Linked DNA regions of Homo sapiens: regions 1 and 3 are each linked to region 2. The links are chromatin loops, found by intact Hi-C in ENCODE. Cell type or tissue: PC-9. All regions are shown on one strand.

Evidence for each region. A loop is a pair of places that touch in the nucleus more often than their neighbours do. Peaks named below come from ENCODE experiments on the same cell type or tissue, not always from the same donor. Only the 100,000 strongest peaks of a DNase experiment are listed, where the experiment ranks them.
Region 1: it touches region 2 in a loop (6-fold over the local background); 13 of 110 quality-filtered maps call a loop at or near these places.
Region 3: it touches region 2 in a loop (6-fold over the local background); 48 of 110 quality-filtered maps call a loop at or near these places.

Annotation. Positions count from the first base shown.
Region 1 is chr3:186,536,472-186,544,471 of GRCh38, reverse strand. It overlaps CRYGS (crystallin gamma S), which reads left to right and starts at 92. Exons shown (of 3, transcript NM_017541.4): 1 at 92-166; 2 at 4,875-5,117; 3 at 5,504-6,029. The coding sequence starts at 146. The coding sequence ends at 5,776. In PC-9, a CTCF peak has its summit at 3,795 (motif pointing right); a DNase peak (open chromatin) is centred at 3,771.
Region 2 is chr3:186,613,547-186,621,546 of GRCh38, reverse strand. It overlaps AHSG (alpha 2-HS glycoprotein), which reads right to left. Exons shown (of 7, transcript NM_001622.4): 2 at 5,752-5,862; 3 at 5,020-5,104; 4 at 4,197-4,360; 5 at 2,910-3,011; 6 at 1,607-1,690; 7 at 229-961. The coding sequence ends at 617. Among named protein-coding and RNA genes, the nearest start is that of AHSG, 4.5 kb to the right of the region's middle. In PC-9, CTCF peaks have their summits at 4,112, 4,316 (motif pointing right), 6,317 and 6,521 (motif pointing left); DNase peaks (open chromatin) are centred at 4,426 and 6,506; H3K4me3 peaks cover 602 bases; H3K27ac peaks cover 372 bases.
Region 3 is chr3:186,756,680-186,764,679 of GRCh38, reverse strand. It overlaps the pseudogene PSMD10P2. Among named protein-coding and RNA genes, the nearest start is that of EIF4A2, 23 kb to the left of the region's middle. In PC-9, no CTCF peak of the experiment used is centred here; a DNase peak (open chromatin) is centred at 4,089; H3K27ac peaks cover 2,347 bases.

The DNA of each region.
Region 1 (8,000 bases), 77 kb after region 2:
ACTGACTCAATTTTTGGATCCTATTCTCATGACTAAGCAAATGTTTGACTGAAACCAGCCCATATAAATGTCACTGTGCCTCTAACTCTCTGTAGCCATTCCTGAATTTCTTTCAGCACTGGGAAAACCAGTCTATGCACCAAAAATGTCTAAAACTGGAACCAAGGTAAGTAGTCATATTGATTTTTAGCCTACCCGCTTTTCACCTAATGATGCATTCAACACACAGAAAAGCTTTTGCTTCTTTGCCTAGAGGTGAGTATGATAGTGGTTAGAGAACTGGGATTGAGAGAGAAGATTAAGAAATGCTTATTATATTTTCCACCCTTAACAGAATTACCGAACACTTTATTAAGGGTTTATCTTTATGTATGGTGCTATGTTAAATACTATACAGGTAATTTATAAATATCATTATTATTTCTGCCTTCTAGCAACTAATATTCTATGCAACTGATATTCTCCATAGGAATAAGGCATGCTAATGGGGATTATATTGAGCAGAAAACTTTTAATAATCAATTAAAATTTTGTTTTCTGAAATTTAGCCTCAACCATTTGTGTTCTAAAAGGCCAAAGTGGATGGGCCAATCAGGTGAATAAAGTCCTACATCTCTCTTCCATTCAAGCAATTATTTTTACTCGTTCCTCAAATAAAGTGCTCCCTTACAGTCAGAAAATTGCCTCTAAAATATTTAACTCACAATTACTGGATTGGAAATTATTCTTTCAGGTAGGGCTTTGGGAATGAGGGAATATGCTTTCATTTTCTTTTTTGCGCTTCCACTGATGAGACAAAACTGCTGCCTGATTTTTACCCCCAGCTATTTGAAAATTTTCAAACCCATTGAATCCTCAAAGAATGGCAAAGAAATGTTGAATGAATATTTGTATATCTTTCACTTATATTCTCCAGTTGTTGACATTTTGCCATATTTGGTCTCTCCTATTTCCATCTCTCTTTATTAAACCATTTGAAAATTAGTAGCAGATTTTATTATACTTTTGCCTTAAGTATTTAGGCATGTATCTCCTAAAAACAAGGGCATTTCCCTGTATAAACACTGTATCACTAGCATGTCCCCAAGAGTTATCATAAATATAATAGCTAATATTGAGACCATATTCAAATCTCCCCTGATTGTCCCCAGAAAAGTGCTTCATGGTGGACTTTTCCCCTAATACAGGATCCAGTGAAAAACATGTATTGTAATTGGTTGTCATGTCTCTTTATTCTCTTTAGTTTTTTTTAGCCTCTCTAAAAATGTCCCTCTACCCTTTTTGTTGTTGTTCTTGAGACATTTTTCAAAGCCTAGGTTAGATGTCTTTTAGAAAGTCTTGCAATCTAGATTTGTCTAATTGTTTCCTCATGTTTAGATTCAGAATAAATATATTTGGCAAGAAAGCTACATAGGCAATGTTGTGTACTTCCTGTTGCATCAGGTCAGAAGGTACCTGTTAACTTGTTCTGTAATTTATTAGTGCTTGATTTTTTTTTCATTGGAAAATAGAACTAATAATCATGCTTGTCATTCAGGAGGTTTGGGGAGAAAAATTAGTGTCTTCAGTGCTCTGAGGTTCTTGAAAATATACCATGCAAATCCCACTAAAAAAGAATTTTTGGTCCTTAGAGGAGGGATATCCATGTATCTTGAGGTAAAGCTGTTCTACAACCATCTTAGATGAAAACATCTGCTTTTAAAGATTTGCAGAGTAGTAATAGTGTACTCTTTTTTATTTATAGATGAGTCGTTCATTTAGTTAAATAACTTTTGCTTGCTAGGGTAAAGGAGATAGTAAATTATTTCTTACTTTTTCTCATTGCTTCTTCCTTTCCCACTATCTTGATAGCAGTTTAATCAGAGGAGTTATGGGCTTGGCAAAAGGAATAGATTTTACTAAGTATGTTTTCATTACTTCTGGGATACTCAAGATATTTTTCTCTCTGCTGCATTGGATTAGTAGGCCATTTTTCCAAAAATAAACCTGATAATGATAGGAATTTTGTAATAATTTCTAGGAAAACTTTCTGCACATTTCTTTAGCCTTCTCTACAAAATATTTTGCCCAAAGGTCAAAACCTCTAGGCTGACAATAGCATGGATTTCATGGTTATTCTACAAAAAGAAATTGAGCACAGCTAGGTGCAACATTCTCTGGCTCTGAGATATAGAAGGTCTCCCACTGAAAGGAGAGCTTAGTCTTGGAGCTCAGTAATGATTCCATAGCAACAGGATGAGGGCTTTGTTTCAACTTTTGGATGGTTGGCTGGTCTCCTGGGAGGGTGGACATCAGGTGACCGTATCAGGCATCATGTATCTTTTTACTTAGCAGATATTGATAATTAGTCACGCAAATGTGCAGAAGGCAGTAAATGTGAGAAACTATGAAGTGAAATAGATGGTATTATTAACTTCATTTCCCATAGGATATCTTTTGCAAAGGCTCTTTTTAGTGACTTGTTTGGTCAAAAACCAAAGGCAAATAGAACATATGAATTAAGGAGTTTAGAATCTATCCATTCTTAGAGAAGTTATTTGACTTTCCTAAAGATCTCTCCACAGGTCATGAGGAAGAGCCCCTGAGGCTTAGGCCCAGCCTTGGTCATTGTCCAAGAGAGTAAGTGCTGCCATGTTAAACGAAGCTAACTGGGCAGGCAGAAAGACAGCAAAGGAAAATAAAGTGAACAATAGTTTACTCACCAGGAGTTTTGCACTGCAGCCCACCAGCTTGTCTGCAACTAACTTGTAACTAGGTAGTGACATTAGGCCAATCACTTAACTTCTTCATCTGTAAAAACTGTAGCAAAAGCTTATTGCTAATCATGAGTCAGCTATTCAACTAAGTACTTTATCAACATCCCCTTGGACCCTCAGAGCATACCGTCTGCAAGAGACACTATCATCCTGTTTTGCCAATGAAGAGCTGTAGAGAAAGGTTCATTGCCCTGTCCAAGGTCACGTAGCAAGAAAGCAGTAGTATTGAGACTTTTCTTTTTTTTCTTCATCCGTAAACTGAGGTACCATATATCTAAATCTGTACTGTGCTAAGATGGGAAGGGAACTGAAACACATAAAGAAATTTGGGCAGGGGATAAAGGAGAGGAAGTAGATGATTTAGGGGTGGGAAGGAAAAGGGACCCTTTTAGGGAACAGGAAAGAGAATAATTGAGATAAATGGGAAGGGAAGGGAAAGATTAAGGTGGAGGGAAACAATTATTAGTATATTAGTATCTAGATAGAAAGAACTACCCAGGATAGAGGAGAATGAGATTTTATAGCTTTTTATGAGTCATTCTTCGTTTCTTCCTCTCATTCCCTCCATCTAATTAGTCACCAAATCCTGAAGTTCTTTACTGTTTTCTCATCATCATTCACATTGGAGTTGCCTTTTGGTTGGCCCTCATCATCTCTCACCTGGCCCACAGCAGCCATCCGTTTCTAGGCACACACTACTAAGTCCAACTCACTCATAATCACCAAAGGGATTCCAGCATGATTCTGGTGTCATTTTTCTGGCTTTATTTTCTAGTACTTCACCACATATTCAATATGTACTGGACTTAATGAACTACTTATTGTCCCTATAATGGGCCATGTTCTTTCACTTTATTCTTTTAAACATGTTTGTTCCTTTTCATTTGCCTCTGGAAAACACCTACTTATCCTTCAATGCTCAGCTCAAAGATCCTCTCAAGACAGTATCCGGCTCTGCTCCTTTCATCTGAAATGACTCACATAGTTTTCGCCCGTGAAATCCATAAAGTAAATCAGCCACAAGGTGGCGGCATAATGCCAGGTAATTAACGGTTCGAAGCATGACACCTGTGGTTTCAGTTTATAACCTAGCATTGATCTGAAATTCCATCTTAAAAAAAAAAAAGATGAAAAGATTGTGGAATTATTGAATAACAAGGGACAAGCTCTGTAGCTCATTTGTAGTTTTCATCGTGGTTTTCAGGAACTGCTTGGTGAATCCTTGGGAGTTCCTAGGAACTCTGTCTCCTGTTTCAGCCAGAAAAGCTCTGAGAGTTGTTTTAAAGCCAGAACTTCCAGTCTGCTGTAGTCTTCAAATAGGAAGCTGAAGCTCAGAGAGGTGGCTGGATGAAGATAGTAAGGCTAATTGTAGAGAGGGAGCTCTGTAGTCCAGACTTACTGTTTCTGCTTTCACAGGGCTGCATATTTTTCAGTGCCATCAGAGACTTACCCCAGGCATTGTGGTAGAAACTTGATAAGCGTTGGAGGCAAAGAGGATTCTTATCATTTTGTTACTTTGCAACTACTCTGTTGGCAATAAACTAATAATAAAGAACATGATATGATACATTTTCATGTATGAAAGCTCTACATCTATCTAAAATAAGCTCTGTAAAGCTAAGGTTCATGCTTTATTTTTCTCTATGTATCCTCCATATCACCTAGGAGTCATCTTCATGAAACAATTATTGAAGTCAAGTGATGGGCACAGAGGATTGATAGCTCAAATAAGGCTTGGTACTTGCCCTTGGAAAAAGTATGCTAGGATTCTGGTGGGAGGGGTAGACATATAAATGGATAATTTATAATATGATGTAAGTACAGAGAGCTGTGGGAACATAAAGGAAGGAAAATGAACTTGAGTCTGAGACTGCTCACTTCTATTAGAGCCCTCTTCTGTTTTGCTTCATGTTCAGCCTTCAGGAAGAACTCATTTCTGTTGTTGACAACTGAAGTTGTCTGTCAGAAAGCAATGTTGTAAGGTGACGTACAGCTACATATTTTTCCTCAAAATTGAGGTGAAAGGAATTTCTAAAGTAGGCATTATGTTCTTAATTTTTATCTGTGAATTAAGCCACCCAGCTCCTCAGCTCTTTCTCTGTTGGCCCTCTACTTCAGATTACTTTCTATGAAGACAAAAATTTTCAAGGCCGTCGCTATGACTGTGATTGCGACTGTGCAGATTTCCACACATACCTAAGTCGCTGCAACTCCATTAAAGTGGAAGGAGGCACCTGGGCTGTTTATGAAAGGCCCAACTTTGCTGGGTACATGTACATCTTACCACAGGGAGAGTACCCTGAATACCAGCGTTGGATGGGCCTCAACGACCGCCTCAGCTCCTGCAGAGCTGTTCATCTGGTGAGTCTGGGGACTGTGTACTCCCTCTGTTTCCCACGCCCTCTGTCCGCTTTCTCTTGCTTTTAGGTGAACATTTTCTTGAGTCTTCTCTACCTCTTAATGAGTAGCTGCTTGTTGGCTGCTGAGGCTTGAGTAACATCTTAGAGCAGCTCATCACTAGAATGACTACACTAATTTCCAGGGTGCTGTCTCTGCCTCTTGAGTGTTTTGAAGAATTAATTTTTTCTTATTGAAAGTTAGCTGTTTTAGTCAGTACATGGTGAGATGGGAGTTCAGATCATCTAGCTTTCAAGGTGATAAGTTCTGAGCAATACTGTTCTCTAAGTTCTTGACCTGCTGGTGATTTCCATAATGGTTTCTGTTCATTTTCTCCTGTGTCTTTTCAGCCTAGTGGAGGCCAGTATAAGATTCAGATCTTTGAGAAAGGGGATTTTAGTGGTCAGATGTATGAAACCACCGAAGATTGCCCTTCCATCATGGAGCAATTTCACATGCGAGAGATCCACTCCTGTAAGGTGCTGGAGGGTGTCTGGATTTTCTATGAGCTACCCAACTACCGTGGCAGGCAGTACCTCCTGGACAAGAAGGAGTACCGGAAGCCCATCGATTGGGGTGCAGCCTCCCCAGCTGTCCAGTCTTTCCGCCGCATTGTGGAGTAATGACATGAATGGGGCCATATTCTTCCTGGGGCCCAAATGCTGGCTGGCCTTGTGGTCCAAATAGGCATCATCAATAAAACAGTTGGCATGCATCCCACTGCTGACTATAATGCCTCTCCTTAAATGCTTCTAGGGACCAGCAATACAGTGCTCGCCACAGTGGGCAGTCACACAAAGCTACCCATCTGCCAGATCACCAATCTAGATCTTTGTGCCAAACAAAATGAGATCTCATTAAAAGGTTAGAAAGTCATACTGACATGTGGTGGTTCCTTTAGCTTATGTTTTGCATTAATTCAACAGGCACAGTAATAATTGCTACCATTTATTGAGTGCCTACATTATTTCATTTTCTCCTTACAACCCTGTGAGAGGTAGTTTTTCGGTATTTTATAAATAAGGAAACTGAGAGAAATTTAAAATGTGCCCAAATTCACCAGTTGGTGGATGGAGGAGCCAGGATTCAGTCCAGGCTACTTCTGCTCCCAAAGTCATTGTTCTGCTTTCTAACACATACATTCAACACATTGGCTGGAGATCTGTGCATATAGTGTCTGTAGAAGCCCCTGAAAATTTTTAAAGGTAGAAAAGACGGGGTCCTCTGATGTTCCAGTTGAGGGGACAGAGTGTCTATCAAGAACAGCCAGTGAAAATAGGGTTATTATTTGAAAATGGTGGAGCCATAAGCCATCTGAAGTCCTTGTTTAAGATCTAAAGCCTGCTATGTTAGTTACTTCTCAATCCTAAGTTTAGATTTTTTGTGTAAAGAAAGGACATATTAAAAGTGTCCCTACATTATAATAGTTGAAATGGAGTTTTATCAAGTTTTACTTGCTTTGAGTAACCCCTGAGATTTTATTTAATCTTGAAGAGAAGAATGAAGAAGGAAACAGTATGGCCAGGAGTATTTAGTGAACATACAAGTGAACCTGGGGATATGCAGAATGCACCCATCTGTAAATGAGATAGCAAAGCCCCTGTCATCTAGGAGCCTTCCCCAAAAGGACAAATTAGAATTGCTAAATTTCCCTTGTGTATACTCTATAGTGCACAGTGCATACTCACCCCAAAATATGTTTATTCATGTTGTTATCTTCCCCTCCCTTTTGTCATTTTGTCTGTTTCAAGTGAGAGACTGAAAAAAGTGGGTGTAAGTAAGGGAGGGAAACCTGACAAATGGAGAAGGAATGGGAGGCCATTTGCTGAGCTGCAAAGAGCTCTGGCCTGTGAGCTGACTGCAGCCATCAGCTCTGGATCTTGCCACCATACCATGAAGCTACCTTTCCTTATCTCCAAAACAAGGGAGTTGAGCCAAATGCTCTCTGGAGTCTCATCCAACACAAACATTCTAATTCCCCAGACACCAGCAGGAGGACATTAAAAAACTAGCTGATGACCAAGGACTACTGACACTTACTTTTAGAGGCATAATTTCTGGAAGTGACCTCAGAAATCCACTGATTTTTTGCCAAAGAAATAGGCTGTGATAAGTAAGTTAGTATCAGTCTCTTTTCTCATATCAACTGCTTGCCATGTTCTTTGGTGAGTTGGTCACAGTCTGTTCAACTAGAAAAGCAGTTCTGGCAGCAGGGTAGGAAAACAAGAAGTGTCAGGATGACTAACCACAGTTTCAGAGAAGTAGAAGATGGCTTTTGACAGATAAAAGCAGGATTATTATTTTGGAGTGTTGCATGCCTCCTGGTTCATGCCTTGGTCCAGAAAGAGATTGCTATCATTTTCTCCAGTTGCAGACACACCAATCAACTTTCTGCTTAAAAGGAATTTGACTAACAATTGATATTAGAGGTCAAAAACACTTTATATCCTTATCTATCAGTCAGTCCCAGCTCTTTTGGTAGAACATTCAGCTGTTAGGACAAGAAGCTGGTGTCTTACCTGTCACCCACACCCAGAACAGCACCTGATAATTCAGTTATCTCCCCCTACCTTTTATTGTTTTATCGCTCTGAAATGGGGGATCTCAATAAAATAAAGCAAGGGCACCCTTAAACCATTTTAACCCTATTTCCATCACAAGAATTTCTCTAAGACAAGTCTCTGAATATTCCCATATATGGAGCTCACTGTCTATTGGGATAGAAAAATAAACATAAGTATGTCCCAAATGTTACATGGGACATACTTACACTAAGAAATTGTCATTTGTCTGAAATTCAAATTTAACTGTATCCTATATTTTTATTTGCTAAATCTGACAACCCTA
Region 2 (8,000 bases):
CAGAGTAAGACTCCGTCTCAGAAAAAAAAAAAAAAAGAAATGGTCACATCTTATGGGTTGTGGAAAGATCCTAGTCTCACTTTTTCCTGTATCTGGCAATACAGCAGGTTTTTGTTCTCTTTTGGTTCTCTTTTCACTTTGATTTTGATTAGGGACACTGTGTTTGTTGGGGTAAAAGGCTATGCATGTGAGGGGAGCTGGGATGAAGTCGCAATAAGCATGACCACATTCAGCTTAGAACCTTCTTTATTAAGGAAGGTCTTTCAGGCACTTTCATTAACAGGCACATATAAGCTTAGCAAGAGCACCTTTCAAAGTCACAGTTCCAATGGTTTTTGTAAGGTCAACCAGAGGCAGAGAACACAATCATGGTGGCTTACCGTCAAAATCATGACAAGTTGTCAACCTAATGCCTTCTGTCAAACATAACCACCACCCACTCTGCTTCTGTCCTGTGAGGAATGACGGGAAGTAGGGAGTCAAGACTTGATATTAATGTAGATCGCATGTGACACTTGCGTGGCCAGCAGACAAGGCCCCCCACCCATGCCCAGGCTTGGACAAAATGGTGGCTATGTTTTCTGTGCCAAACCTCCTCATCTCTGCCATGTCTAGCCTAGACCTTGAAGTGTCTGATCCTCCCCGGACATGGAGGAACCACTGGCCCAGCAGCAGCACCAACACTAGGCTGCACCACTGTGCGTGTTTTCCGGGGGTGCGACACTTCTCCTGAGGGTGACCCCAATGAGACCACACCCATGAAGGTGTGGCGCAGGTCGTAGTGCGCCCGGTGCAACTGGTGTCCTGGAGGAGCTGCCAGTAACACATGGGAGTCTGGGGGTGAGCCAGCTGGAGGGAGTCCAGGTGCGCCAAGTGGAGGGGACGGAGGTGCATCTGGGTCCACCACGGGTGTGGGGACTGCTTCATTGGCACCTTCTGGTTGGGGCTGTGAGCTCACGGGCTGGAAAAAGGACCATTTCCTTCAGTTAGTTTGCTTCCTCCTCCCAGGCAAGACAACCCACAGGCCCAGGTGGCACTGGCACCCAATTTCCTCACATTATACATTTTTATTTGCAAAGAGTCTAGCAAGAAAGGACCTACCCAAGTACAAGGGATTGTCATCAAGGTTACAAGGAGGGGTGACTGGCCTATGTTGGCCCCGGCCTCACTAGGATTGTCTTTGTGATGGTGGACTTACACGCATATGTCCAATGAGTAAAAGCACCCCACCTATGGCTCACCCTTGCCCAGCAGTGCCACCCTCTTTGTCATCTGAAGCTGCAGCCACTGGGAGCTAACAGGTAGATCTGGCCACCTGGTCTCTGCAACTCAGAAAACCACTCCCACCTCCCACAAATAAAAAGGTGGCTTTGTCAACTACACAGTAAGATGGTTCTTCCCTGTAGTCACTAGTTCGTGGGAGGGAAAGGCATAGCTAAAATATCCTTCCATTTGTTGATGATTCCGCATACCCCAGTGTTATTTCATACTGTGAGATTCAGAAGCACAGGAGAGCAAATGTCCTGTCATCACTACTGCACTGCATAAATGTGAAGGGGTCATTGTATTCTGAAGGTGTAGGCAAGAATATTCACGGAGCTGTTACCTGTGTTTGGAACACCATGCAGGTCACTGCAACCTCTGCCCCACCAAGCTTCTCACTGAGTGTTGCCTTACAAAAGCCATATTGCTGCCCACAGAGAAAGAGGATTTATTTTAACTAATTTCAAAAATGGATCCCCCCCAATTTCATTGACGCGCCAACCTTAAATTAGTTTGAAAAACCATTTTTCTTAAAGTTATAGTTTCTGCTTGTGGGAGGTATATGATTCTATATATAACATGGAAATACAGAAATACTTTGAGAGTGAGAGAGATTACCCATAATCCCTTTCTGGTGGTGGCCTAGAAAGAAGGACTGTTAACATTGATGCATTTCTTTCTTATTTTAAAATACTATTAAATATGATTTAAAAATTGAGATCATTGTGACTATACGATGTTGTATCCTGTGTGTTTTCACTTGCCATAATAGCATTTTCTCATATCATTCATTATTCCTTGAAAACACAATTTTTAGTGTCTGCACAATTTTCTATTTACTGATGTGCATGGATTATTCAATGACACCTTCCTGTTGGACATACAGATCTCTCTTTTTTGGTCTCTTTATATCCATAATAAATCATTTTTATAGATATATTCTGTCAAATGTCACTGATGAATTCTTTTTCTTTTTCTTTTTTTCTTGAGACAGAGTCTCGTTCTGTTGCCCAGGCTGGAGTGCAGTGGCACGATCTTAGTTTACTGCAACATCTGCCTCCTGGGTTCACACCATTCTCCTGCCTCAGCCTCCCGAGTAGCTGGGACTACAGGCGCTCACCACCAAGCCTGGCTAATTTTTTTGTATTTTTAGTAGAGACGGGGTTTCACCATGTTAGCCAGGATGGTCTCGATCTCCTGACCTCCCGATCCACCCGTCTTGGCCTCCCAAAGTGCTGGAATTACAGGCATGAGCCATCATGCCTGGCCACTGATGACTTCTTTAGACTAAAATCCTAGAAGTGTACATTATTGGCTCAAGGACTTGAAAGCTTTTGTATCAGAGTTATATGTCTAGAAAATGTGCACTTCACATTCCCAGTGGGTGGGCGTGACTTGGCTTCATTAGCAAATAGCCTCTCTCTTTCTCCTAACTTCATGTGCTTCCAGTGGGTGAGATGATTTGATGACAGCTCTTAAAGGGATGAGGTGACACCCTAAAAGAAGGCTTGCCGTGATCCACAGGGAGAGGGGATTTGCACTGTTATTCTCTGTCTGCAGCCCCAAGATACAAACTATCCAAGGATGTTCTGTTCCACAAACAGCTCTGTCCGAGTGGTAACACCCCAAGGTCCCGGCCCACTCACCTTTTCTGCCAGCAGGTTACACTTGGCTGCCTCTGTGGCCTCTTTAGCAACACAGTCAGTGCCAGACACTGTAAACTCCACATAGGTAGAAGGTGGGAGGGGCTGAGAAGAGTACATGAAAATGCTCTTGAGGAAAGATGACTTACAATGAAAAGGGCAGAGAAGGAGAGCGGGAAGTAGCCTCCTTCGGGGAGCACCATTCATGCAGACCATGCGTCGGCCCAGAAGACATGTCCCTCAATGGCTTACATAGGGCAGTTGCTATGGGGTTGTGTTCTCAAGTGCTTGTGCTTTAGAGGTAGGGGTTGTGTCTTCCTTGTAGGAGGGGCAAGTATCCATCACCGGTCCTTCAGGGTGGAGGTGAGTTTGCAGATAGGAAACCGGAATCAGAAGGCCAGCATTAGACTGATAGGAGTGGGAACCCTGCCTCCCCCCAGCCCTCACTCTTGGGCTGCACTTGATACCCAAGGTTCAGGTTATTCCAAAATAGGGTGGGAAAGTGAAGAGATTAATACCTCTTCCACCTGTTTCATAGAGCAGGCTCAAATGAAAAGATTTAGATGAAAGTATGGAAGATATCACTTGAGCTTTTCTTTTTTAAAGTAGTTGGAGCATATGGACACAATAAAATATCTGTTATTTGGTGTAGTCTGGGGTGGGGATGTTCTGAGAATCACATATTCTGATTAATAGAATTGCCGTCTATACTAGCGTATTTCCAAGTATGGCCATGGCTGATATCCAGAATACATTTTCTTAAACATTTGAATTCTGTTGAATTCCAATGTGCTAAACCACCCACAGTACAATGAGATGTTTTCTCCAGTGACTCGAAAGGCATTTTAAGATCTTGCCATTATAAGCTTGTCAGCACAAGTGAGTATTAATTACGAGTCTGTGGCAGATGTTCAGCGGAGATGGGTGGTACTGGAGCCCAGCAAATTTACAGTGAGTGCTTCTGGCCGACGTGGGCAACTCTACCAGCTGACACTGAGCTTTGGTTTTAGCTGGAACGGAGGGAGTGGGGATGTACCTGCCGGCAGCTGTGGCTGCTGGACGTTACAGTGGCTCAGCATGGGGGAGGCGCTGAGGGTGTTGGGGTCCTCATGACACTCAGGAGCCTCATACCCCCTTAGGATGCTTTCTTCCCTTTCCAAACAACCCTCTCCTTGCTTTCTCATCGCTGCCCCTGCGCCTGTTCTTCCCTGCCTCCCGCTCCACCACGTACAGTACATTCCCGAAGTGCCACCGAACTGCCCAACCTGTCAAAAGAATCTCAGTCTTTACCACAAGCTGAGCCCGGGAAATTTCCTCCAGCTGAAAATTGGAGCCGTTGTTCTGAGCGTTGAAGGCGGCCAGGGCAGCTTTCGCGGCGTGCACCACCCTGGTGTCGTTCAGCGGGGCCAGCAGGGGGCAGTCTTGGCACACCTTGCGCACGTCCTCGGCTGAGTCTGCTCGGAGAGAGGAAACCAGGATGTGGGCAGCCATTCTCCCTGGCATGGCCCCAGCTCTGCTGCGTTAGCAAGGGCTAAGGCATTCCCCAGATAGCTTCAGGCACTTTCTCTGCTTCTTACTAAACCTTCAAAAGGCTTTTGCTATGCTGACATTTCTGCAGGAGCTCTTATCATCACGAGGCAATTTTCACTTCCAGTAAGAATAACTTCTTATTTTTTTGAGACAGGGTCTCACTCTGTGTCACTCAGGCTGGAGTGCAGTGGTGCGATCTCGGCCCACTGCCACCTCTGCCTCCCAGGTTCAAGCGATTCTCCTGCCTCAGCCTCCCTAGTAGCTGGGATTACAGGCGAGCACCACCACATTTTTGTATTTTTAGTAGAGATGGGGGTTTCACTATGTTGGCCAGGCTGGTCTCGAACTTCTGACTTCAGGTGATCCACCTGCCTCGGGTGGGTGGATTACAGGCGTGAGCCACCGCACCAGGCCAAGAGTAGCTTCTTAAAACACAATTTTAAAAATCCCAGAACCCAGGAAATTTGGCTTCTCCTTTTCCTCACCGACAAAGCTGCTAGAACTACTTAAGTTGAAAATTATTCAGATCCCTTCCCCACTTTCTCTACAAGGAAAAAATGAGAATAAGAATAGTCATCTGTACCTGGACTGGAATCACATTTTGCGTATACCACGGAAAACTTGCCATCTAGTTTCAACAGCTGGAAATCACAGTCTCCTTCGACAGCCTGGAGAAAGAAACCCACGTGAGGATGGCTGCCCTTCCCCTTCGCACCCCGGGCAGGCTCCCTCCAGGCACGGCTGTCAAAGGTGACCCTTGCAAAATCGCCTTTGCTGGGTAATACTGAAACATGGCACTCTCTGCTTTCAGGGATACAACGATATAGTTAAACGCTTGTAAAAATCAGCCCCAGGGCAAGTGGCATCAAATGGCAATTTTATTTATGATGATGATTATTATTATTATTATTTCGAGATAGAGATTCACTGTTGTTGCCCAGGCTGGAGTGCAATGGCAGGATCTTGGCTCACTGCAACCTCCACCTCCCGGGTTCAAGCGATTCTCCTGCCTCAGCCTCCCGAGGAGCTGGGATTTACAGGTGCCCGTCACCACGTCCAGCTAATTTTTGTATTTTTAGTAGAGATGGGGTTTCACCATACTGGCCAGGCTGGTCTTGAACTCCTGACCTCAGGCGATCCACTTGCCTCAGCCTCCCAAAGTGCTGAGATTATAGGCATGAGCCACTGCGCTCGGCCACAAATGGCAATTTTAGAAACTGCACCCTGGCTAGCCAAGAAGGCAGGCTGAGACGCTGGGTGAATCGGTGGAGCTGGCCGAAGGGCCACCTACAGTCATCCTAAGAAGGGTACTCACATGCTCCTTCAGCTGCCTCACGCTGCATCTTGCCACAGGGGTGGGGTCCAGCACATGGCAGGTGGTTTCCAGGGTGTCTATTTCAATCTCAAACAGCTCTCCGGAGGGCTGCTGTGGAGACAAAGAGTGAAGCCGTGAGCAACCTATTCCCCTGATCCTGTGGTGCGGTCCACGGTATGCGCCCTCATTGGGCTTGAGAGCACCCCGCTTTTGGAGAGGTGAGGGAAATGTCATTCTTACTGTCAGTCTGCAACTCCGTCTAGCTCTGAACTGGCCTGTGGGCAGGACAATGACCAGGGCTTGTCTGGTCTTCGTCTGTTGATTAAGGAAGCACCAGATGATGCTCGCAAAGCAGACGGGGTCCTGGGCTTGAACAAGTCGATGGAGCCACAGCCCTCACTCTGAGCTCTATTTGAAAACTACAAATGGGTGTTAACACTTATTTGTATTTATTATTTATTTAATTTTTTAAGATTTCACTCTTCAAGCAGTGCTTTGGAAAATGCAAGTTTGGATTTTTCTCAGACAAGCTGCAAAATAAGGTGGTGTAGGGTAATATCTTACTGTCTTTTTTTAATCTCCTCTATCCCTCCCTCTCCTTCTTTCTTTCTTCCTTTTCATTATTTGCTTTCCTTCCTTCCTCCGTTTTCTTTTCCCTCCTAGAGGTTTTTGCTGCTGTTGTCCTTGGTTTTTCCTTTGTCTTGGCTTGTGCAGCAGGTGCCGGCATGCAACGATGCTGCTCTCTACTTCCCCCTGCTGGCGATAATGGGGAAGGGCATGTCTCCCTCTGACAGGAAACTGGATGTCACTAGTGTAGACACGAGGGAGCTTGCAACAATCCTTGGAGATATTCTTGTGAGTTCACCTGTTTCTGTATCTTGTCTTCGAAGCCTGAAAAATCCAGAAGGTACAAGTATGCCTTTTCTCCTCTCAGCCCAGCTCTGTTTGCCTCTCATTGGTTCTGCCTGATTCACTAGTACCTGAAGCCTCAGCATCCCCTCCCCTGGGAGAAGCTCCGCATTTTATGATGTCCAGGTGTGCCCAGAGTGACTGCCTGAAAGCGTTCACAGCTCTGGCGAACAGGAACCGGGTACACCTGGGTTTCTCAAGGGAACCAACTCTGAAGCTCTGCCTTTAGTAAAAGTCACAATGCCCATTCATGATTACCTTTTCCCTCAGATGTGCGTGTTGCGTGTTCATTTCCCCTGACTTGATCAGCGTTTCCTCCTAACCACCACTGTGCTTTAATATGGCTGCAGCACTCTTAAAATCCATCCGGAGCAATCCTGATTTCAAATATTTTGTCTCTTTGTGAGACGGATGGCAGTCGTCAGTCGGTCCAGGCTTCCTGTTGTTGACCTTATTTTCCAACCTAGATTGTAAGCTCTTGTGGGCACATATTGTGCCTTTTTCACCACTGTATTAGGTTGAACCATTAAAACGGCCAATATTTGGTTGCTTTTGATATAGAAAAATGGCAGTTTTATATGGTTCAACCTAATATCTCTGGTTCTTGTCCAAGGAAGGCTTGTAATACATATTTGCTGAAAGAATTGTCCTTAATCAGAAATAAATCTAATTTCAAAACAGGCAGTAGGCAGACAGCTTCTTTCCACCTCTCCAAATCTCTTGACTGATCCCCGAGGCATATTTCCAGCTTGATTTTTCTTGTCACTGGCTTCAAGCTGCGTTGGTTTCCTGTCTAGTGTGTGAGGAGGTGAATTGTGTTTATGCCAAGACTTCTCTCTGGGATGTGGGTAACTCTCTTTGGGAGGCAGTTTGTGTAGAAGAAGGAACACAGATATGGAATCAAATCCCAGCCTGAAGACTTAGTAATTATATGATTTTGGACCAAAAAAAAAAAGACAAAAACAAAAAACAAAAAAACTGCACACACACACACAACAGAGCCTTGGTCTCCTCTTGGGTAAGACAAGAACAATATATGTACCACACAGCACCAGGAGGCAGGACCGGGAAAGAGTAAATGAGATAATCTATGTGAATGGGCCTGGCATATAGTAGGCATCTGCCAGATGCTAGTTTTATTCATTCTCAGTCTTTGTTAGAGAGAAACCAAACCAAAGACAGATACGTGATTTTCAGCCAGTGGTAACTTGGCAACTAGGAGCTGGTCTCTTGGGTCCTAGTTTTTCCAGCAAGTTACACTTTCTGTCTGTGATCTGCACACTACCATTTGAAGCACTTTTTCTCCTGCACACCACCTCACACCCCACCCAGCTCCCTCC
Region 3 (8,000 bases), 140 kb before region 2:
ACGATCTCGGCTCACTGCAACCTCCACCTCCCGGGTTCAAGCAATTCTCGTGCCTCAGCCTCCCAAGTAGCTGAGATTACAGGCACCCACCACCATGCCTGGCTAATTTTTTGTATTTTTAGTGGAGACAGAGTTTCGCCATGTTAGCCAGGCTGGTCTCAAACTCCCGACCTCAGGTGATCTGCCTGCCTCGGCCTCCCAAAGTGTTGGGATTACAGGCGTGAGCCACCTCACCCAGCTAGATCTTGTTTTCAATGTAAAATTCTAAATAGTGGGACGGCTGAAGTCTGTGACTAGCCCCATAAGTATTTTCAGTTGTTGCTGGTGACGATTATTTTTGATTAACTACTAGGATTTGGGGGAAAAAATATCTCCTAGAACCACCACTATGCCACTTTCCTGCCTGTCCCCATTGAAACACTTGAAGTGATGCCTAAGTCGCTGGTACTTTCTGATACTACCTCCTAGAAGGTCTTTGAGTCTTCCCTAAAGAGAGAAAAGAGTCAAGGGGTAGTGCCCTTTCATTTTTATTTTCCTTTAAAATTTTGGGCTTAGCCTTGATCTCAATGAAAGAAACTATAAATTACAATATCATTTAATATGCTTTGTAAGAAAGCTATTATGTCAAGTACTTCAAATTTTCAAAGTATTCACCATTACTTTGTTATCCTCCACTGCACTCCAGCCTGGGCGACAGAGTGAGACCCTGTCTCAAAAAACAAAATACAATAAAACAGAATAAAATAAATAAGAAGAAGGGGTGAGGAATATGTACAGTCTGGTGATATCAGGATTAAAGGAAACGGATTGGTGAAGAAAACCTTCATTACAACTTATCAGGCTTGTGATTTTTTTTCTTTCAACATCTTATTTTTTAGTTTCCGAAATACAAATCAAAATACATTTTTGTTACATATCATTTTAACAAGCTTAACATTCTTTTCAATACAAGATGACTCAATATAGGTATTTTTAAAAAGCCATGCATTTTATTTTAGAGTAAACAGCTCATCACAAAAATACGTGGGTACATGGGCTATTGTTGTTTACTATTTCAGAGCACACCCTCCAACTTAACATTTGGTCCACTAAAATATGTAAATGTCCGTCTGGGCACGGTGGCTCACTCCTGTAATCCCAGCACTTTGGGAGACCAAGGCAGGTGGATCACCTGAAGTCAGGAGTTCAAGACCAGACTGGCCAACATGGTGAAACCCCGTCTCTACTAAAAATACAAAAGAGAATTAGCCAGGCATGGTGGCACACGCCTGTAGTCCCAGCTACCCAGGAGGATGAGGCAGGAGAATCACTTGAACCCAGGAGGCAGAGGTTGCAGTGAGCTGAGATCATGCCGTTGCACTCCAGCCTGGATGACAAGAGTGAAACTCTGTCTGAAAAAAAAAAAAAAAAAAGAAAAAGAAATGTTCCTCCTATCACAAAAATAAATTAAATCTCATGGCTGAACAAAACAGAAATGTGGCTGGGCATGGTGGCTCACATCTGTAATTCCAGCACTTTGGGAGGCCGAGGCTGGCAGATCACCAGGTCAGGAGTTCAAGACCAGCCTGACCAACGTGGTGAAAAACCCTCTCTACTAAAAATACAAAAATTAGCCAGGCGTGGTGGCATGTGCCTATAATTCCAGCTACTCAAGAAGCTGAGCAAGATAATTGCTTGAACCCGGGAGGCAGAGGTTGCAGTGAGCCGAGATTGCACCACTGCCCTCCTGCCTGGGTGACAGAGCGAGACTCCGTCTCAAAAAAAAAAAAAAAAAAAAAACAAACAAACAACAACAACAACAATTTTTAGGCTGGGCGCGGTGGCTCATACCTGTAATCCCAGCACTTTGGAAGGCCGAGGCGGGCGGATCACCTGAGGTCAGGAGTTCGAGACCAGCCTGACCAATGTGATGAAACCCCGTCTCTTCTAAAAATACAAAAATTAGCCAGGCGTGGTGGCATGCGTCTGTTATCCTGACTACTCAGGAGGCTGAGACAGGAGAATTGCTTGAACCCAGGAGGCAGAAGTTGCAATGAGCCGAGATCGTGCCATTGCACTCTAGCCTGGGCAACAAAAGTGAAAATCCATCTCAAAAACAAAACAAAACAAAACAAAAACAAACAAACAAACAAAAAACCAGAAATGTTGGCATAGGCCTGAGGAAGCTTGAAAAACAAGTTAGGATGTTTTAACTATATGGAGGCACATTACAGAATCCACATAGAAACATCTGGTAGAACAACTGGCTTATTTCTATTGGAGTGGTTCTGTTTCAGAAAGGGATATAAGGTACATGGGAGGGTGCTGAAAACTCACAACAGCCACAGAATTAGTTATTCAAAATTGACCAGAATTCAATATACAAGAATATATGACAGCAGTAGAACAATCTCAACAGTTATTTGATGCCTGGAAAGCAAAGCTGTAAGCTTAGAACAAGTAACTCAGCAGGAACAACGGTCAACATGTTTATACGACTTTGAAGGTGAGAAAACTTTATCATTCATAGATGATGTATTGTGCACAAGTACATTAGTTTCCAGGACACTGGGAACAACAACACAACATAAAAAGTAAGAATAGGGCCGGGCACGGTGGCTCATGCCTGTAATCCCAGCACTTTGGGAGGCCAAGGCGGCCGGATCACTTGAGGTCAGGAGTTTGAGACCAGCCTGGCCAAGATGGTGAAAGCCCGTCTCTACTGAAAATACAAAAAGTAGCCGGGCATGGTGGCACATGCCTGTAATCCCAGCTACTCAGAGGGCTGAGGCAGGAGAATTGCTTGAACCCGGGAGGCAGAGGTTGCAGTGAGCCAAGATCACACCATTGCACTCCAGCCTGGGTGATGGAGCGAGACTCCGTCTCAAAAAAAAAAAAAAAAAGGTAAGAATAAATCCAAGCTGTTTAACCTTCCACCATTCACTTGAGTATTAAACGTAGGCAACCTCTGGCCGCTTGCAGGGGTGTCTTTTCTTCTTTATTCTCAATGTGAATACTTGCTCCTTGGGACACTTGCTCCTTCTTCCACTCTCTCCTCATCACAGGCTAAGTGTAGAGGAGTGTTACCCTCAGTGTCTTGGATGTTCGTGGATGTTCTGTAGTATAGAAGGATAGGAATCATCTTCAAGTTACCCTTGGCTGCTGCCCGGTGCATTGCTGTAGCCTCACAATGGTCCTCAGCATGTGGATCAACCCCGCCTTCTAGTAACTTGACAACAATCTCATTCCTGTTTTTGGAAGCTGTATAATGTAGGGGAGTACAGCCATTTTGACTGACAGCATTTACTTGAGCACATTTTCCCAGAAGGGCTTTTACAATCTCATCCCGCCCAGCGGAAGCCACAGTATGAAGAGGAGACCAACCTGTATCGCCTTTGTCACTCACTGGCACTCCAAGTTGCAACAAAAATTCAACAATTTCTGCATGTCTGGCTGAGCATGCCCAGTGCAATGCAGTTCTGCTGTTCTAGTCAGTTCTACTAGACAGGAATTTATCGGCCAGAATACTCTCCTTCAACTCTTCCAGCTTCCTCTGTAGGCCAGGTTGCAGACCATTAGGTTAGACACACCTGTAAATCCCAGCTACTCGGGAGACTGAATCGCTTGAACCTTGAACCTGGGAGGCGGAGGTTGCAGTCAGCCGAGATTGTGCCATTGCACTCCATCCTGGACAACAAGAGCAAAACTCCATCTCAAAAAAAAAAAAAAAGAAAAAAAAAAAGAACACCTCCATTTTGCTTTCCCAGGAACTTGTGATATTATTTTTTATATGTGTGTGTGTGTGTGTGTGTGTGTGTGTGTGTGTGTTTTATTTATTTATTTTTAGAGATGAGGGCTCACTATGTTACCCAGGCTGGTCTAGAACTCCTGAGCTCAAGTGATCCTACCACTTCAGCCTCCCAAAGTGCTATGGGATTATAGTCATGAGCCACAGCACCTGGCCAATATATGTGTTTTCATCCATGGTTCGTGACTCATAACTCCCATAGCCCATGTCACAGTAAACAGAATCTCTCTCTTTGACCTTCTCTTGCCCTTCTTTCACCTGCCTGATGCAGGATTCTAATCTAATTGTGACTCATAAAACTCTCCATTCCAGAGGAAGTTCTGCCTCATTACCTGGAGGTAAGAATGCTGCACTGAAGAGCCAAGAAGAATCTGAACAGACAGGACTTGCTGGGTTTAGATCATTCCCTTTTTGTCCAATCACATTTCAACATGGTTGTCCATGCTTCAGTCATGCCTGTCCAAGAAGTCTTCATAAAAGGCCCAAGAGGACAGGGTTCAGGGAGTTTTGGAGACCTGAACACATGGAGGCTGACAGGAAGGTGAATAAGAACTCATTCAACAGCCAGGCGCCGTGGCTCATGCCTGTAATCCCAGCACTTTCGGAGGCCCAGGCGGGTGGATCACCTGAGGTGGGGGTTCGAGACCAGCCTGACCAACATGGAGAAACCCCGCCTCTACTAAAAATACAAAATTAGCTGGGCGTGGTGGCGGGCGCCTGTAAATCCCAGCTACTTGGGAGACTGAGGCAGGAGAATCGCTTGAACCTGGGAGGCGGAGGTTGCAGTGAGCCGAGATTGTGACATTGCACTCCATCCTGGACAACAAGAGCAAAACTCCATCTCAAAAAAAAAAAAGAAAAAAAAAAGAACTCATTCAACCAACTCCTCGGGCACAGAAGTTCCTGGGCTCGGGACCCTTCCAGACCTCTCACTATGTATCTATGTATCTCTCTCTCTTCATCTGTTTATTCATACTTTTAAAAATATCCTTTATAATAAGCCAGTAAACGTAAGTGTTTCCTTGAGTTGTGTGAGCCACTTTAGCAAATTAATCAAACCCAAAGAGGAGTTTGTGGGAACCCCAACCTGAAGCCTGTTGGTCAGAAATTCCCGAGGCATAGACTTGTGAATGGTGAGAAGGGGCGGGGCAGACTTGCGGGACTGAGCCCTCAACCTGTGGTTTCTGAGGCTATGCAGGATGATAACGTCAGAATTGAATTAAACTGGAAGACACTCAGCTGGTGTCCTCTGCTTGGTGTGTGAGGGGACATCTCCACATGTCTGGTGACAGAAGTCTTTTGTGTTGATTGTTGTAGTGAGACATTAGAGAAAAAAAGTTTTTTTTGTTTTTGTTTTTTGCTTGTTTGTTTTCTAACACAAGGCTCTGTCTCTTATTATATATAATAAGAAACACCGAAACTTCTACTGAGACGTTCCCTCTGCCCTCCGGGCTTAAGTGATCCTCCCACATCAGCCTCCCAAGTAGTTGGGATTACAGGCACACGCCACCATGCCCGGTCTTTTTTGTTTTGTTTTGTTTTTGAAGACAGGGTCTCACTCTGTGGCCTAGGCTGGAGTGCAGTGGCATGATCGTGGTTCACTGTAGCCTCAACCTCCTGGGCTCAAGCCATCCTCCTGCCTCAGCACCCCTGCCCTCAACCCCCAGTAGCTGGGACTACAGGTGTGCACTACCACACCCAGCTAATTTTGGTATTTTGTCTAGAGACAGGGTTTTGCCACATTGTCCAGGCTGGTCTCAAACTCCTGGTCTCAAGCTGCCTGGCCCAGGGTGCTTCTAATATGAACACAGCTCAAAACTTAGTTTTGGGACAAGGTGGTGCTGTGATAAACTCAGCTGGCAAACTCCCAGGGAGCAGAAAGCAAAGGAGATGCTCCTTGGCTGAACTCCCTCATTCCAGAATAAGTAAAAGGCAAAAGATCCTCTGGAGTTCTTCAACGGGAACTTCGTGATTTTCCTGCCTTCTCGAATTTTGAATTAACTGTTGAATCTGTTAGACTCACTGAAGTAGATATTGAAAGGAAAATCTACTGAAAGTGAACTAAGTATGGCCGGGCACGGCAACTCACGCCTGTAATCCCAGCACTTTGGGAGGCCGAGGTGGGCGGATCACCTGAGGTAAGGAGTTCAAGACCAGCCTGACCAACATGGAGAAACACTGTCTCTACCAAAAATACAAAAAATTAGCCGGGCATGGTGGCACATGCCTGTAATCCCAGCTACTCAGGAGGCTGAGGCAGGAGAATTGCTTAAACCCAGGAAGCGGAGGTTGCGGTGAGCCAAGATCACGCCATTGTACTCCAGCCTGGGCAACAAGAGCGGAACCCCATCTCAAAAAAATTAAAAAAAATAAAGTGAACTAAGTAGGCCAGGCGCAGTGGCTCACGCCTATAATCTCAGCACTTTGGGAGTCCGAGGCAGGTGGATCACTGGAGGCCAGGAGTTCGAGACCAGCCTGGCCAACATAGCGAAGCCCTGGCTCTACTAAAAATACAAAAAAGTTAGCCAGGTGTGGTGGCAGGCGCTTGTAATCCTAGCTACTCTGGAGGCTGAGGTACAAGAATTGCTTGAATCCGGGAGTTGGAGGTTGCAGTGAACCGAGATTGCAGCACTGCACTCCACCTTGGGCAACAGAGTGAAACCCTGTTTCAAAAAAAAAGAAAGTGAACCTAGTGATGTTCCAAGTTTCAAAAGCAGAGTCAGGGCATGCATTTCTATAAGTATATGGGAATTTAGATTAATCAGATCTAAGTCTGATAAAATAGAGGTACGCAATCTCTATCTGATCTCTCAGTTGTGTTTGTAGACAGTGAGGAATCATTAGGAATGGATGTACACGCTGAGGCATAATTACTAAATATGCCTGCGGGACACCTATTTTCCAACTTTGGCTGCTTTCCTTGCAGTGCCCTTGGTTCTTATAGGGCCTGGAAGGTGTTGGATTGTACGGAGATTAAAGGATTTATTCAAGATAGTTGTTTAAGTGCTCTGCTGGCGTGAACTGAGATGTGAGTTCCCCAGGGCAATCCTGTCGGCTAATTAGTGGGAATTGAGGTTTCAGGGCTTCCCAGGGAACTCTGAATAGTGTGTGGATCTAGGTGGATTTTGAGGCTCCCCAGGGCTCCCATGGCCCTACCTTGGCTTCTCCTTGCCCCTCCTCTTCAAACGGGATTTCGTCTCTATGGATTACAGTCTTGATTTTTGGTTAAAATCAGAAGATTGCTCTTTAGCTTCTACTCTCTCCTGAAAGCTCACTAAAGTACAGTAAAAAGTGTTATTAAAAAAGACTTAAAGTCTGGGCGCGGTGGCTCGTATCTGTAATCCCGGCACTTTGGGAGGCTGAGGCAGGCGGATGCCTTGAGCCCAGGAGTTTGAAACTAGCCTAGGCAACATGACGAAACCCTGCCTCTACAAAAAAATACAAAAAATGAGTTGGGTGTGGTATTGCAGGTGGGAAGATCATCTGAGCCCGGAGAGGTGGAGGCTGCTGTCAGTCAAGATCATGCCACTGCTCTCCAGCCTGGATGACAGAAAAACCCTGTCTCAAAAAAAAAAAAAAAAGTACTTAAACACTAAAGAAAATTGGAAAAGAGACAACAGCCCACAAAGTTGCTTAAATTGGAAAGCAAATGGGAAAATGATGACAAAATTAGCAGACGGGAGAAAGCTTAGTCCTAAAAGGGAAGTGAGGAAAGCTGATAAGCAACCTCATCTAAGCTGCGGAAAGACCCCAAAGACAAGGAACTGGCGGCACCATGTGCCTTTGGACATGGGGACGTGAGAGTAAAACATGGACGCTGGTTGAAAATCTGTTGAAAACGCAGTGGAACTTCAGGAATTTCTTCCCCTGCCACAGGTAATTAGGCAGCTTTCCCTCCTCCACTCTGGCTAGAGGTTTATTCTCCAAAAATAGTGAATAAAAAGACCTCTGGATTGAGGCCCTCATGAAGGTACACCTGACATTTGATGGTCATGTAGAGAAATGTTTTCTTCCGTGTCATACTGTTAGACTTGGGAAGGGCCATGTGTGTTCTCAAAAGCCTACCTAGTATCCCATAAAGAGGTTTTTGCTATGCCATAGTGATTCACTTCTCTGTTCTCTTTGCTACTATTGTTGACACCAAACTGAGAATTCTGTTTCGGTCATATTAAGCCTGACATTCAAACAGGGATGTTAAGTGGGAGTTATATAA